2 separate regions of the Homo sapiens genome follow, and region 1 is linked to region 2. Evidence: read pairs that join two places in POLR2A ChIA-PET (ENCODE). Cell type or tissue: A673. All regions are shown on one strand. Links, peaks and the distances in the headings refer to the core of each region. The heading gives the core; the rest is flanking DNA. Region 1 overlaps ARID1B (AT-rich interaction domain 1B). Region 2 overlaps ARID1B (AT-rich interaction domain 1B).

Region 1 (4,396 bases), core at 261-4,260, 110 kb after region 2:
AATAAATTTAGTTGTTAATTATATATATATATATATATATATATATATATATATATATATATATATATAGTTTATATTTCTGCTGTTATTCACTGCTTTTTAAAATTTTTGCTTCTGATAATGTATTAAATTATAGCCATAACATATTTATATGCCTGCTAAAATGTAACAGTTGTTGGTTGTGATAAGCTTTTGTTTTGTTTTGTTCTGTTTTGTTTGACACAGGGTCTCGCTCTGTCACCCAGGCTGGAGTGCAGCGGTGCAGTCAAAGTTCACTGCAGCCTCCACCTCCAGGCTCAAGCTATCCTCCCACCTCAGCCTCCCAAGTAGCTGCACCACCACACTCGGCTAATTTTTTATTATTTTTGTAGAGATGGAGTCTCCCTACATTGCCCAGGCTGGTCTTGAACTCCTGGGCTCAAGCGATCTGCCTGCCTTGATCTCCCGAAGTGCTGGGATTACAGGCATGAGCCACTGTGCCCAGCCAAGCTTTTGTTTAATTTTAGTTACTGAAGAAGCTTATAACTCATTGAGATATTTATGAAGTGCTTTGTGTTTGTGTTTTTTTTTAGGACATGTCTCAGGAAGGCTATGGAACTAGATCTCAACCTCCTCTGGCCCCCGGAAAACCTAACCATGAAGACTTGAACTTAATACAGCAAGAAAGACCATCAAGTTTACCAGTAAGACATTATTGTGCTGATTTGGAAATGTAATGAGTTAAAGACTTTTAGAAAGAGCTGTTGTTTTTGTTTGTTCTACTTTATATTATGACATGATTGAGAAGTTTCTAGACTTCAGGTTTATTTTGTGGTCAATTTTTCAAGGTTTACCTTTTAGGAGCTCTGTAGTCCTGGATAAGTCTATTTCATGTGTATATATCTCTGTTGCAGAGTGTAGACATCAGTTGGAAGGTTTTATGCGGCTGGTCGATTTTGTGTGCAGGTGGTTATTGCTGTTGTACAGTTGAGCTTTCTTTAGGCTGTTGCTTTTTGGCAGCGATACAGAACAGAGGTGTCCTTAGAGGAGTCAAAACTTAAAAGAAATTTGCACTTTGCAAAGGATACAAATGATGAGATAAAATACCTGATAGTAATTTGAATTTCTTCTAGGACTTTCTATTTATGTAATGAGAAATCACCCAAAAGAAGGTAGTTTGAAATTTGAGGCCAGACGCGGTGGCTCACGCCTGTAATCCCAGCTCTTTGGGAGGCCAAGGTGGGCGGATCACTTGAGGTCGGGAGTTCAAGACCAGCCTGACCAACATGGAGAAACCCTATCTCTACTAAAAATACAAAATTAGCCAGGTGTGGTGGTGCCTGCCTGTAATCCCAGCTACTCGGAATGCTGAGGCAGGAGAATCGCTTGAACCCAGGAGGCAGAGGTTGTGGTGAGCCGAGATCACGCCATTGCACTTCAGCCTGGGCAACAAGAGCGAAACTTCATCTCAAAAAAAAAAAAAAAAAAATTGACAAAGCTGTTTATTTCCACCAATAAATAGTATATGGTGATTGGGGTTTCTATTTATAAGAGTAGTGGCTATTATATGGGGTATCATGTTGATGCTCATAAATAGTTCATATCTACTTAATTTGCCTTCTTTTATAGAGAACCTAATTTAAAGGAAGTCTTCTTTATTAACTAAAAGAATAAATCTGCAGGAGGCTGAGGCAGGAGAATCACTTGAACCCAGGAGGCGGAGGTTGCAGTGAGCCGAGATTGCACCACTGCACTCCAGTCTGGGAAACAGAGCGAGACTCCATCTCAAAAAAAAAAAAAAAAAAAAGAATAAATCTATACCAATAAATATTTTTACATTTATTTGAAGAATTGTTGTCATTGCCTAGTTTCTATGGAGAAGGTTTGTTTTAAGATGGGAATTCAGTATAGCCATGATTTTAATTGGAATTTCAACTATGTTTGCATTAACTTAGATTTATTACTTCTAAACATTTGAGAACAGACATTTGTAGTGAATGTTAAACATGACATTTGACATGCGTACCATACCATATACATTTTAATGTATATGCAGATTTAGAGAAGGTAAGTGATGACCACAGGATGTCTACTGTCTTTGAATCTGATGGATATATTTTTGAAACTCTAATTTTTATACCTTTTACTTTTATGTGAGAGAGGGTGAAATCTTATTGTGGTGTTTTTCCCCCCCCCTTTAGTAGTGTTAATGTATTTGTTGTCTAGGTATTTGGTTTTGAAGGAGGGAAATAGGTAATGGATTTTGTGTTGTATGCTGCTAAACTTTCTGTAGCAGATAGTTCGCAGCTTGGTAAGCATGTAGTGTGTACGTGTGTGAGAGAGAGAGAAGGAGAGAGACAGAGGCATGCATGCTGTCGATAAATACTACATTTGCCAAGTATTTGGAAATTAGCTTTTGTGGTTCTATGAAATTTAAATAGATGCATGGGAAGCAGGTAAACAGTGAATTCCACTTTTTTCAGCAGTTTTTTAGTGGTTTTGGAGAGGTTCGACCTTGTAGATTTGTCATTGGCTGATGATTTTGTACTGTGACACAGGTTGGTAAATTTGTCATAAATGGATGCAGATTTTCTGCATAGCTATAAAAATAGTTTGTGGTAAACTGCTTTCTTCATATCTACTCAGAAACTTCAGCATCACTCACTAGTGCGTGCCTTTTGCCATGGATCTGTGTTGGATTGGATGGTTGACATTCAGCTAACTCTACAGTGTTATTAGGGATGGCATGAAGTATTGTAGTTTCAGATAACTGACTGAAGAGTTTGGTCTGGGATAGGAGCTTTTAAGTTGATTGCTGGAAGAGTGGATGAAGGCATTTAGGAGATGAACGAATATAGTCATCAACTGTTTAAATGTTTTCTGAATTGTTCTATTTCTGTCTTGTTATGTATGTATAACAGCTATCTTCCTTAACCTTTATCTTGCCTACTTCCCAAAAGTATTTAAAGTTGTCCATAATGTAAGTTTTTTTTTTAATGAAATACCCCAATTGGTATTTTCTTTCCGTTTTTGTAACTCACAGATAAATAAGATGCTGGTTGACTCAATAGTACTTCAAACACATTTCAATAATCTTTAGAGAGCAGAGTTTCCAGGTTTTATGTTAAGTATGTAGAAGATTCAGTTACTGAATAAAGGACAAACTGTAAGATAACCTGCTACACCTAAAACCCCCAATCTGTTAGGATGAAATTTGGCTGTAGTTAAATGAAATTTATTGCACCACTTTTTTTTTTTTCCACGAGGGCTTTGCATGTGTAAAAACTTTCTGTATGGGGCTTACAAATATTTTAATTTATGTGGATACTTATAATAAGTTGCACACAGCTAAGGTCATTGTGGTTTCAGGGAATGATTTGTTGATACTCTGTTACGGCTCTAATAGTCTGTATTTTACAATGTTACTTTTATTAGATACTGTAGTCCTCTAACTTGGCTGGGTTGATTCTGGAGAGCCCATGAAGCTGTATTTGTTATCACATCTGAATTTGCTGTTGGATCCTTTGTAGATTTACTGTTGTGCTATGGTTTTCCTTTTCAGGTGTCAGGGATATAAATTTTGTCTTTTCACCTACAGTCAATCCATGATATTTGAAACCTGTAGTTTTGTAATTTGGAATTAAGTATATTGTGTTATCTGTACCATTTATGAAATGCAACATAGTGATTCTAATGTGTAATTATTCTGTTCATTTTATGTAATGACGATGACAAGAATGCCTCTCAAGTAGTAATTTCTTAGTCTTTTTGCTTACAGATAGGTTTGTAATGTTTCTGCATGTGATATTTTCTACCTGTATCCTAAGTAGATTTTTCTTTAGCATGTTTGTTACAATGTAACAACTTTGCATTATAAGAAATCAAGGCATTTCCAATATCTTTATGCTACATCTATACTTTGATCCCTCAGCAAGTTGTCCTCACTGTTGTGTGAACCTGTTTTTCTATATTTGCATGCCATTAAATTCTTGATGACCTTCAGTAGGCAATGCAGTTATGTTTTCCAGCTAACTTAGATAGACCTTCACATCATCTGCAGAAGGCAAATGATTGATAAATTAATAACTTGTTCTCTCGTTATCTTGGAGCCATGACCAGTCATATTTACTTTTTGCTTAGTGGACTCAGACCTAAGCACTGAACAAATCCTCCTTAATATCGTCCACTTATTTCTATACCTCTTAGTCGTACAGCATTTCCCTGTTTAGTTGTATTAGTTTATACATCCTTGGTATTACTGTTATTGATAAATCTTAACATTGAAGAGCTCTCTTTCTTAGACTATTATCACTTAAAATTTGAGCACATTTAGCTTTCACGACCTCTAATATTGGTATGAAATAAACCTAGCATTTAAGCTAAAGACACAGTGGAATGTCTAAAAGATGCTGTCAGT
Region 2 (4,396 bases), core at 95-4,094:
TGGGACAGGGCTGTGAATCCATTCTGAATCCAGAGCCCCTACTTCCTTGCTGGGCAGTGCCATTCGGTACACAGCTGCAGACGTGAATAAACACCCCCTGCCCTGTTTGAGCGAGAGAAATAGAACAGATTTCAAAAGTTTTCTTTAGTTACTGGTAAGAGAATGTTGTTTCCCGAACAATGGTTCAAAAGAGGGAAGAGTTTTCTATCAGCTCTTGTTTAATCCACATGTGTAGAAATGATTTTAGATCAACAAGATTCGATAGTTCTTTCGGTGGGTTTTCTTTGTTGTTTTTTTTTTTTTTTTTGTGAAGTGTTTTTCCAATTTGCGGTTGAAGGAATTGGGCTGAAAAAAGTAGTAAAATATGATATGCATAAAGATGTATCTAATAAACTGTGTTCTTAATTTGATATTTAGGAGCAAATACAATTAGATATCTTTTACTATAAATGCATGTGTAGGGATACTCTGAAAGCCTGATAACAGAGTATCTAAATATAAAAAGGATAAAGTATATTTAAAGTATACTAAAAGTATATAAGCAAGTTGTCCTTTAACTTGGATCATCTTGAAAAGGACAGTTGGATTCCCAGCCCAGCCTCTGAAAGCCTATCTGACATGTAATATAGCTGAATTGTGCTACCCAATATGCTTAGAAGAATCTATATACAAACATTTCTTAAAAATAGACAATGTATTTCTTCCTTAGAGAGAGAGAGAATAACTCCTACTTACATGTACATCCAAAAGTTTACTTTGAATAAGGAGGAGGAAAGTCTTATCAAGTAAAAAAATTGCATTAAAAGCCAAGTAACTAAAACCAGACTGGTTAGGTTAAGAGCTCTTTGAAAATGGTGGTGTATATATTGTGGCCTTCACAGCACTTGTCTTATTTTCTGGAATTGAAACTCAAGCTACAGCAGTTGTGGAATGCCATCTAGAAATGAAAACATGCTCGGACAATCTATTTAGAGAAGTTGTTGAGGGCTGTTTTCGATGTGGATGATAACCCTGATAGAGCATAAACTTTCAGTGAGAAATGAAAATGGTCATACCCGGATAGATGTTAAAAAAACATAAAATTGGCCAGGCGCAGCGGCTCACGCCTGTAATCCCAGCACTTTGGGAGGTCGAGGCAGGCGAATCACTTGAGGTCAGGAGTTCGAGACCAGCCTTGCCAACAAGGCAAAATCCTGTCTCTACAAAAAATACAAAAATAAGCTGGGTGTGGTGGTATGTGCCTGTAATCCCAGCTACTTGGGAGGCTGAGACATGAGAATCACTTGAACCCGGGAGGTGGAGGTTGCAGTGAGCTGAGATTGTGCCACTGCACTCCAGTCTGGGTGACAGAGCGAGACCCTGTCTCAGAAAACAAAACAAAACAAAAAACATAAAATTGCTTCAGGTTAGATGTGCGTATGAGAAGCAGCTTGGCCCTTTTGTTTTCCAGAAGTCTTAGATTTGATTTTTTTTTTTTTCTTTGAGATGGAGTCTTGCTCTGTCACCCAGGGTGGAGTGTGCAGTGGCACGATCTTGGCTCACTGCAACCTCTGCCTCACAGGTTCAAGCAGTTCTCCTGCCTCAGCCTTCTGAGTAGCTGGGATTACAGGTGCCCGCCACCATGCCTGGCTAATTTTTTGTATTTTAGTGGAGACAGGATTTCACCGTGTTGCTCAGGCTGGTCTTGAACTCCTGAGCTCAGGCAATCCACCTGCCTCAGCCTCCCGAAGTGCTGGGATTACAGGCGTGAGCCGCCGCACTTGGCCAATTTTTAGTTTCTTTAAGGGACTGGTAGTGAGAAGCAGGAGTTGAGACCCTCAGTTGTACATTTTTAATGCTCAAAAATAGAGGACACAGCAGGATGGATTTGGACTGTGGATGAATATTTAATAATAGACCATAAGGAGAAGTTAAAATTAAATAATTTGCACTGTATGAGTAACTGTTTTTCTATCTGAAGTCTCATTGAAAGATATTTGATGCATTTTGAGAGGTTCAGATAATCTGTGTATTTAATGCTTTCGATTTTCAGAAATCTGAGGGTTAAGCTAACATTTTTGACATGGTGCAAATTAACTGAATTTTAAGTAGGACTGTGAGAGTTGATGGCAGTGATGAGACAGATAATACAAAACAATTTTAGTCACTGATAAGATGAATTTGCTGCACTGTTATCTATAGCATTAAAACATAGACATTCCAATCATTTTCCCATTTAACATTTCTGCTTTAATTAAGGCAGTTTTGGTCGTGCACTATTTGAAGTGAAATAAGTAGACGTTTCCTGTGCCCTGGGCTGTCTAGATTGAATGTGAAGATAGGACTGCCTCAGGGCCCCGTATTGGAAATTCAGCCTGAAATTTGATTTACTCAGCCTCTCCATAGGTCCTTCATTCACTTGGCTGATTTTGAAATCACCAACTCAGCCTTGATTTTCATACTTCCATAAAAAGTTTTACCTTTTTCAAGAAAATCTAGAAAATAATCACATTTTATTTTTATCAGGCATAAATTCTAATTTAAATAATTATGAGAAAATGAATTCTTAGCCCTAGATTTTAGTTTTACTACAAATATATCAACATACATGTTTGTACACTTAATTATGAAGGCGGCTCAGGTTATGTAAAATCAGTATATTGTTTGGGCAAACAAATGTACTGTCGTTTAATTTCTATCATGTTAAGTCCAAACAATGTCTTGGCTGGTGAAAGTAGTAACAGTTTAAAATTGTATCACATGGTGAATTTTGAGCAGAAAAGTTGCTTGTAGGCTGTGGGGCCTGGGGCAAAGCACCCTCTTTCCTCCTGTGTCCTCCACAGAGCTTCATTCAGGTGAGATGGGTTCCTCCTGGCACAGTCCTGTGGATCCCTTGGGACTGAGCTCAGGTATTTCCTATAGGAAGCCTTTGTTAAAGCCCATGGCAGACCCAGTGAGACACCCTCTTCTCACCTTGCCTTGGTGCTTTGTCCCTTCAGGACATCTGCTGTGTTGCACTGTGACCTGTTTAGTCTGTCTCCTTCAGTGAATCTCCAGGACATGGAGGCTCGTTCATCCTTCTGCTTCCAGTGTTGGGCACAACGCACATAGTAGGTGCTTAGTAAATGTGTGGTGAATGGATTCACCAAATCTTTAAAGTGAACACCAGAGTATTGAGGAAGGCAGAGAAGGGGAAGGACCCGTGCAGCCTTGGAGTGGGAGTGCCAGTGGAAGAGAGGACTGGCAGTTCTCGGGGTCTGTGCTCCTGCCTTCCATCTTCACCTCCCCTCCGTCCCTCCTCTTCCAGCCTCAGCCCTCACCTCTGCAGCGAGACTGTCCTTGCCGAGCACAGCAGTGGCCTCCTTGTCAAGTATAGCAGAAGCCTTTACCCTTCACCTGACTGCATTCCTGGGCTGCATTTGGCACACCTGTTTCGTTGCTACACCTGACTCCCTTCCCTCCTGTAAGAGCACACTCTCCAGAGTGTCTACATTTTCTGGCCATTCTTCCAGCTTGTCTGTGGGTTCATTTTCCCTTTTCCCTTAAGCGGTGATATTCTCTAGGATTCTGTTCGCTACCCATTGTTTTCCTTTCATATATTCCTCCTAAATAAAGTTCATGGGTTTTATTGCTTCCTATTGATTAATTCATCAATTAATGTGCTGGGTACACTGTTCAACTTATGCCCTGGAGATATAATAGTGAATAAAATAGAGAAAATCCCTGCCCTCTGGGAGTGGATGTCCTCTCTGCTGACTTCTCTACCTATTTTTCCAGGTCAGGCCTTACTCCCCAAGCTGCAGCTCATTATGTCTCTTCCTTCTGGGCATTTTCACCTGGATTTCATATCAGAGCCTCAAGTTTCCTATGTAAACCACTGAAGGCTCCCACTCCTGGGGATATGGTGATTGGCTTCTCCCTCTGCACACTCCATCTCATTTGGCTGCTGGCTTCCATCACTCATTTGGTCTCCAAATCCTGCCGCATTTCCCTTCTAACTGTGCCTTGGAGCTGGGCTTGCTTCCTCCCACCACTGCTGCCAGTTCAGGACCTCAGCCTCACCTGCCTGCCAGGGCAACCTGACCTGCTTCCAGCTGGGTCAGGTGCCCAAGGGAGCAGTCCTGTGTTCATCTGTCAGAGGCAGCCTGAGCCTGTAGAATGCCCTGCAGGGCTCACCCATGTTCTGGCTTCTGCCTGCTTCAGCATCTTCGTAAATTCGTGCTTCACGTGGATCCAGATGGTTTTTATTTCCTGATACACACCAGGCAGTTCATCTCCCTTGACCCAGTGCCTTGTGCTGTTTCTTCTGCCCTGTGGTACTGTACATGCTGTTCCCTCCCACCTTGGACGTGTTATTCCCCTTTATCCTGGTAATTCTTTTTTTTTTTTTTTTTTTTTTTTTTTTTGAGATGGAGTC

What was found. ChIA-PET counts read pairs that join two places held together with the same protein. Peaks named below come from ENCODE experiments on the same cell type or tissue, not always from the same donor. Only the 100,000 strongest peaks of a DNase experiment are listed, where the experiment ranks them.
Region 1: POLR2A ChIA-PET joins it to region 2 with 5 read pairs; 3 of 35 experiments call an interaction of 5 or more read pairs at or near these places.

The regions. Positions count from the first base shown.
Region 1 is chr6:156,934,894-156,939,289 of GRCh38, forward strand. ARID1B (AT-rich interaction domain 1B) reads left to right here. Exons shown (of 20, transcript NM_001374828.1): 4 at 573-683. Among named protein-coding and RNA genes, the nearest start is that of MIR4466, 160 kb to the left of the region's middle. In A673, for the core only: no CTCF peak of the experiment used is centred there; no DNase peak of the experiment used is centred there.
Region 2 is chr6:156,823,399-156,827,794 of GRCh38, forward strand. All of the region lies in intron 1 of ARID1B (AT-rich interaction domain 1B), which reads left to right. Among named protein-coding and RNA genes, the nearest start is that of MIR4466, 46 kb to the left of the region's middle. In A673, for the core only: no CTCF peak of the experiment used is centred there; a DNase peak (open chromatin) is centred at 2,303.